Linked DNA regions of Homo sapiens: regions 2 and 3 are each linked to region 1. The links are chromatin loops, found by intact Hi-C in ENCODE. Cell type or tissue: Caco-2. All regions are shown on one strand.

What was found. Hi-C counts contacts between places; a loop is a spot of excess contacts. Peaks named below come from ENCODE experiments on the same cell type or tissue, not always from the same donor. Only the 100,000 strongest peaks of a DNase experiment are listed, where the experiment ranks them.
Region 2: a loop joins it to region 1, with 14 times the contacts of the local background. A loop is called at or near these places in 12 of 110 quality-filtered maps.
Region 3: it touches region 1 in a loop (8-fold over the local background); 2 of 110 quality-filtered maps call a loop at or near these places.

What each region holds. Positions count from the first base shown.
Region 1 is chr2:84,299,507-84,302,006 of GRCh38, forward strand. All of the region lies in intron 1 of LOC107985905 (a long non-coding RNA gene), which reads right to left. Among named protein-coding and RNA genes, the nearest start is that of SUCLG1, 160 kb to the right of the region's middle. In Caco-2, no CTCF peak of the experiment used is centred here; a DNase peak (open chromatin) is centred at 975.
Region 2 is chr2:83,820,474-83,822,973 of GRCh38, forward strand. No RefSeq gene overlaps it. Among named protein-coding and RNA genes, the nearest start is that of LINC01809, 300 kb to the left of the region's middle. In Caco-2, no CTCF peak of the experiment used is centred here; no DNase peak of the experiment used is centred here.
Region 3 is chr2:84,246,396-84,248,895 of GRCh38, forward strand. All of the region lies in intron 1 of LOC107985905 (a long non-coding RNA gene), which reads right to left. Among named protein-coding and RNA genes, the nearest start is that of SUCLG1, 210 kb to the right of the region's middle. In Caco-2, no CTCF peak of the experiment used is centred here; a DNase peak (open chromatin) is centred at 1,374.

The sequences.
Region 1 (2,500 bases):
AAGTTTCTCTTCTCTTACAGACATGTTTATACAGGTCAGTTTCTATGTCATTGTGCCTGTATATACATGTAAGCAAGGATGGGCATGTAACAGTAATGACTTGATTAATGAGAATGATCATTATATATAGTTATGCAATGAAACATGTATGATTCAAGTGAACACATAACATAAAATTTCATGTAACCTAACTGGTATTAACTTATATGAATCCTTCTAGTAAGTTGAAGTCCATTTTTAGAGTAATACAAGTAACAGGACATGAGCTATTATTTTTAAGAATTTACTCAAATGAGCAACTTCTAGGTTGAGTCTCTAAAGAACCTACTGGGGTTAAGCTCTCCGACACAGCAGCCCTGATTCAGTATTCTCTGCAGATCTCAGGGTGCATAACACAGGTCTGGCATCCACAATGAGATCTTCAATGAATGCTTGTTGTGTATAAATAGATGAAAGAATGGATTGGATCCATTGACACGCAGCCCAATCATCTTTCCACAGCCAGCTCCAGCCCTGTACCAATAATCACTAGGAATAAGAATTAGTACCCTGAGGCTGTCTAGAAGCCAGTCATCAGGTTCAGTCTTGCAAGCTAACTTAGACTTAATTAGGCAGAAACATTGACTCAAGCATCTCAAATTATTTAAACAGCAAGAGTTCAGATTGGCATCTTTCTTCACAACCCGTAATACAGGGCTTCGCAGGCAGCAAACGTTCAATAAATACTAACTGATTACACTTCAGAAATCTAGATAATTCTATTAACCAAATTCCTCCTTTGCTGTATGTGTATCCATTAATCAAGGTAAACATCCAAAGACACACATCTGTGTGTCCATCTTACCGCCTCCACCAAATTCCTCCTTTGCTGTATGTGTATCCATTAATCAAGGTAAACATCCAAAGACACACATCTGTGTGTCCGTCTTACCGCCTCCACCAAATTCCTCCTTTGCTGTATGTGTATCCATTAATCAAGGTAAACATCCAAAGACACACATCTGTGTGTCCATCCCACCGCCTCCACCAAATTCCTCCTTTGCTGTATGTGTATCCATTAATCAAGGTAAACATCCAAAGACACACATCTGTGTGTCCATCCCACCGCCTCCACTGACCTCTGCCTTCACTGTCTGCATGTGTGGGCTGGCTGCTAAGGGACCAGATTTAATTATCAGATTTTAAGCACATTCCTTCTCTCCAAATTATGTGAGTTTGTTTTTCTATTTGAGAGTTTGGCAAAAGCTATATTCCCACCCTGTCACTTACTCAAGAGGAAATGTGTTACTCTTAGCAAGAGGACATCTCCCACAGTAGGAATCCAACAGCGTCTGCAGAGGTGGTCCCAGCTTGCGGCAGCCTCTACGGATTGCCAAACTCCCACCTCAGGCTGCCCCTACTTGCCTTTTGCAGTGAGCCTCCAGAAAATGTTCAGACGGCCCCAGCAAACAGCCAGAAAAGGCATGGTACTTGGATAGGAAGGTGACATAGGGACCTCAACTCCCTAAATTGCTTTATGGTTTTTGCAGACCTGGAAGGGTATTTCTCAGAATGATTCCTGGCTACTTAATTGTTGGTCAGTCCAAGCACGTTGCTATCACTTCTTCAACTACCAGTAGGCAAGGAGTCGATGGTAAAATAAGCTAGTGCTTAGACTTTAAGCAATGATTAGACAGAATTATATCCCCCCCAAATTTTATGTGTTGAAACTCTAACCCCCAGTACCTCAGACTGTACAGACTATATTTGGAGGCAGCATCTTTTAAAAGGTAATTAAGGTAAGTTGAGTTCATATAGGTGGGACCTAATACAGTATGACTGGTGTCCTTATAAGAAGAAGAGATTAGGATACCAAATGACACAGAGAAAGGACCGTGTGAAGACACTGGAAGAAGACAGACATCTACAAGCCAAGGAGAGAGGTCTTAGAAGAAGCCAACTTGACTGACATCTGGATCTCAGACTTGCAACCTCCAGAACTATGAAAAAATTAATTTCTGTTATTTAAGCCTGTGGCAGTTTGTTATGGCAGCCCAAGCACACTAATCCAGGCAGCAAAGAGCCTGAGATAAACTGTGACCATTTGCCACAATGGTCAACATCTTAAATGGTCACTGGAGGCAAATTGTCACAACTATTGAAGAATAGAGGACATTCAGGGGACAATGCACCCCTGTTCTTTATGTTAACTCATTACCAATATCTCTGTATCCATTCTCTACCCCTACATAACAAACCACCTAAAACTTCGCAGCGTAACACAATCACCATTTATTTGCTCACAACTCTGGGCCAACAATTTGGGCTGGAGCATCTGGGCAGCACTTCTGCTGCTGTCTCTAGAGGCCATTCACATGGATGCAGCCACCTGGCGCTTGTCTCAGGGAGAGATGCTAGAAGATGGCCTGGTTCACATGCCTGGAAATTGGTGCCGGCTGCTCGCTGCAGTGCCTTCATTCTCATGCTCCAGCATGCTGGGCAGAATTGCTTTCCATGGTGG
Region 2 (2,500 bases), 480 kb before region 1:
CCCAAGTGCTGGGATTACAGGCATGAGCCACCATGTCTGGGCTTAATTTCATTATTTATCCAAAAGTTATTCAGAAGCATGTTATTCAATGTTCATGTAATTTTATGGTTTAGAGTGAATTTTTTTTTTAGTCTTGAATTCTAATTTGATTGTGCTGTGGTCTGAGAGAGTAGTTGTTATAGTTTCAGCACTTTTCTATTTGCTGAGAAATGTTTTATGTCCAATTATGTGATCGATTTTAGAGTATGTGACATGTGGCAATGTGAAGAATGTATATGCTGTTGTTTTCTGTGGAGAGTTCTGTAGATGTCTATCAGGTCTATTTGATCCAGTGCTGAGTTCCTGTCCTGAATATCCTTGTTATTTTTATGCCTTGATAACCTCTCTAATACTGTCAGTGTGGTGTTGAAGTCTCCCAATATTATTATTTGGGAATCTAAGTCTCTTTGAGAGTCTCTAAGAATTTGCTTTATGAATATGGGTGCTCCTGTGTTGGGTGCATATATATTGAGGATAGTTAGGTCACCTTGTTGAATTGAAACCTTTATCATTATGTAATGCCCTTCTTTTTCTTTTTTGACCTTTGTAGGTTTAAAGTCTGTCTTGTGAGAAATTAGGATTGCCACCCTTGCTTTTTTCTGTTTTCTATTTGCTTGGTAGATCTTTCTCCATTGCTTTATGTTTAGCCTATGGGTGTCATTGCATGTGAGATGCGTCTCCTGAAGACAGTACAATAATGGGTCCTGGTTCTTTATCCAGCTTGCCATTTGTGCCTTTTAATTGGGGCATTTAGCCACTTTATATTCAAAGTTAGTATTGATGTATGTGGCTTTGATCCTGTCATCAAGATGTTAGCTGGTTATCATACAGACTTGTTTGTGTGGTTGCTTTATTGTGTCACTTATCTGTGTACTTAAGTGTGTTTTTGTAGTGACTGGTAATGGTTTTCCCTTTTCATATTTAGAGCTTACTTCAGGAGTTCCTGTAAAGCAGGTCTAGTGGCAATAAATTCCCTCACCATTTCCTTGTCTGAAAAGCATCTTATCTCTCCTTCACTTATAAAGCTAAGTTTGGGCAAATATGAAATTCTGGTATGGAATTTCTTTTTTTTAAAGAATGTTGAGTCTGGGCGTGGTGGCTCATGCCTATAATCCCAGCACTTTGGGAGTCCAAGGCAGGCAGATCAGGAGTTGGAGACTAGCCTGGCCACAACATGTTGAAACCCCATCTCTACTAAAAATACAAAATTTAGCCGGGCATGGTGGCATGTGCCTGTAGTCCCAGCTACTCAGGTGGCTGAGGCAGAAGAATCACTTGAACCCAGGAGTGGAAGTTGCAGTGAGCCAAGATCCACCACTGTACTCCAGCCTGGGTGACAGAGCAAGCCTCTGTCTAAAAAATAAAAATAAAAAATAATAATTTGAATATTGGCCCCTAATCTCCTCTGGCTCATAGGATTTCTACTCAGAGGTCTGCTCTTATGTTGGTCTAATGGGCATCGCTTTGTAGGTGACCTGACCTTTCTGTCTAGCTGCCTTTAACATTTTTTCTTTTATTTCAACCTTGGAGAATCTGATGATTATGTGTCTTGGTAATGATCTTGTAAAGTATCTTACTGAGGTTCTCTGCATTTCCTGAATTTTAATGCTGGCCTCTCTACCTAGGTTGGGTAAGTTCTCATGGATGATATCCTGAAATATGTTTTCCAAGTTGCTTACACTCTCCCATCTCTTTCAGAGACACCAATGAGTCATAGATTTGGTCTCTTTACATAATCCCATATTTCTCAGAGGTTCTGTTTGTTCCTTTTTGTTCCTTTATCTCTCCTCTTGTCTGATTCTCTTATTTCACAGGGCCAGTCTTCAAGCACCAAGATTCTTTCCACTGCTTGGTCTATTCTGCTATTAATACTTGTGATTGCATTATGAAATTCTTGTACCATGCTTTTCGGCTCTATCAGGTCTGTTACATTCTTTTCTATCTGGCTACTTTGTCTGCCATCTACTGCAATTGTTTTATTGTGATTCTTAGCTTCCTTGGATTGGGTTTCAGCATACTCCTGCACCTCAATTATCTTCATTCCTGTCTATATTCTGAATTCTATTTCTGTCATTTCAGCCATCTCAGCCTGATTCAGATCCCTTGCTGGAGATGTGGTGTGGTCATTTGGAGGAAAGAAGGCACTCTGGCTTTTTGAGTTGTCAAGGTTCTTGTGTTGGTTCTTTCTCTTCTTGTGTGGGCTGATGCTTCTTCAATTTTTGAAGTTGCTGATCTTTGGATGGATTTTTTTTCTTTTATCAAATTTGATGCCCTTGAGGCTTTGATCATGATATAAGATGGATTCAGCTGACTGTTTTTATTTCTGGAAGATTTTAAGGGGCCAAAATTCAGCTTCCAACTCCTGGGCTGTGTACTTTAACTCTAGGAAACTTGTATCAGGACTTGACTTTGTTTTCTGGCTCCTCAAAGGTAGGAATCCATTGCACTGGGGAAGCCAAGG
Region 3 (2,500 bases), 53 kb before region 1:
ACATCCATTCAGAGTAGTGAACTCTATAAATTAACTGTCTATACTACCCAAATAAATGAGGTAATTGATATATATCCTTAAAATCACTCCACAATACCTACAGAAAAAGAAGATGATCCTTTTTCTTCTGAGTGTGTCTGAGACCCTCATACACTTAGAAATAATATTTTACCAGCTATTGGAGCATCTCTAAGCCCAGTCAAGCAGACACATAAAATTAACCATCACAAGACATATAATCACCCTCGTTCTTCCTTTTTGCACAGAAAGTAAGTGTGTGACAGACCAAAATGTAGGCCACAAATATAAAGGATCATCTTCTTTTTCTGTAGGTATGATGGAGTGATTTTAAGAATATACATATATATCAATTATCTCATTTATTTAAGTAGTATAGACAGTTAATCTATAGAGTTCCCTACTCTGAATGGATGTCTGTTACAAGCCTGAGATAAGCATTTTGGTAATCTAATATATTCTAATATGCAATTAGTTAAAGTCTCCCCTTTAGGATGAGCTGTTGGTTCACTCCTAAATTATTTAAATACATATAGCCATAGAAAAAATAAAGGTTGGAAAAATTCTGAAGTTAGGAAAAATTGTCATCAGTGCCCCACTTTCTATTTAGACATCTTTTCTTGTGCTTTTCCCCTTTACTCATTCTCTAAAAACCCAAAAAACCTCATGTCCCTTCCTCTTTCCCAGAATCTCCACATATTCCCCCGCTGACAACACATTAGCCTCCCAAAACTGACTAGACCTGTGTTCCATTCCCTAGGGTCAGACACAGGTAACAGTGCTTTATCAAGTAACCCATGCCCGTGTTTCCTAGATGTTCATGAGTTTATATATTCCCATTCCTCATCAGGGTATTTACTTGTACGTGACCTCCCAGTTAACCTGATTATTTTTTTGACAAGGGCTTTGCCAAACGTACATAAATCCACAAGGATGAGAAGTGTGGGCAATTCCAGCACTATGGTAGGCCAACAGGGGGATGATTTTTCAACAAGACTTTGTTACCCTCCAGATCACACTACATGGGCAGATGCCCTCATGCCCACACCTGTGACCTCATCACTCTTCACAGGGAAAGTTGACATTCTTCTCTACATGGTATGTTAGGCAGAGAGCCACTTTTTTGAGCTTACATCAGACCCTAGAAACTCACCTCTACAATAAAAAGGAAAGATAGCCCAAGCCCCTCCCTACCCTACTCCCCACAGGCCAACGACTCCAGTGGGATCCTCTAACTCCCCATCCCCACAAAGCTCTGGAATGTATCTCCTGCGGGCTCAGACACATGCTTCAAAATACACTAGTTGTTTAAACATTGAACTTGCTTCACCTTAGTGGTAGACAAGGAATGTGTGTGGGGGTTAATCCTGTACTAAAAACTAATAGAATAAAAACAACTGGAAGAATCTAGACAGCCTGAAGGCAGGATTAGGAAACTAGATGACCGAGCAGGAAATAGGAGCCCTGACAACCAGGCTAACTACTTGACAGATTAGCCTCAGGCCAGCCCTTCTCCAACACAGGGAATATGTCTTCTTCTATTATTGTCAAACATTCGAATCACACTTTAAGATGCAACTCAAAAGTCACCTTGTTTGGCTTCATTACTTCATTCGTTTATTCATTCAGTTCTTCACAAGGTGAAAGAGCAATGGAAAATGTATCACATTAAGATTTCTTGATGGAGTCTGGACTATATCAACATGGTATCAAGCTAAGGAGCCATTCAGGGCTCTCTGATAACAACCAACTCAGAGGACATGGCTTGTGCTTCCATCTGTTTTGTTTATTTTATTTTATTTTTATTTTTTTATTTTTTAAGACAGAGTCTTGCTCTATCACCCAGGCTGGAGTGCAGTGGCACAGTCTTGGCTCACTGCAAACTCGGCCTCCTGACAGAGTCTCACTCTGTTGCCTTGGCTGGAGTGCAGTGGTGCGATCTCGGCTCACTGCAACCTCTGCCTCCCAGGTTCAAGCAATTCTCCTGCCTCAGCCTCCCAAGTAGCTGGGATTACAGGCATGTGCCACTACGCTCAGCTAATTTTTGTACTTTTAGTAGAGACAGAGTTTCACCATGTTGGCCAGGCTGGTCTTTAACTCCTGACCTCAGGTGATCCACCCACCTCGGTCTCCCAAAGTGCTGGGATTACAGGCGTGAGCTACCACACCTGACCAAGCTTTCATCTTGAGTCTTTACCTCCATACACACATACACACACACTAACATAAATAACTCCATCCCCTCCAACACCAAATGGAGATGCTCAGGGGTCAATCGAGAGAACCCCAGAGAACACCAACGTGAAGAATGAGAAAAGAGCCTGAACCGGTACACTTATAGGGGCAAGAAGTTCCAAAGTAACTACTACAGGCAGTGTGGACCTTCAAAACACTGTGGCCGTACTTGCAAATGATAAAATTCCATCCTGTGAACACTCAGAATAGCAGCTCCTCCACTCTTAGGAATAGGATGTAGGATAGA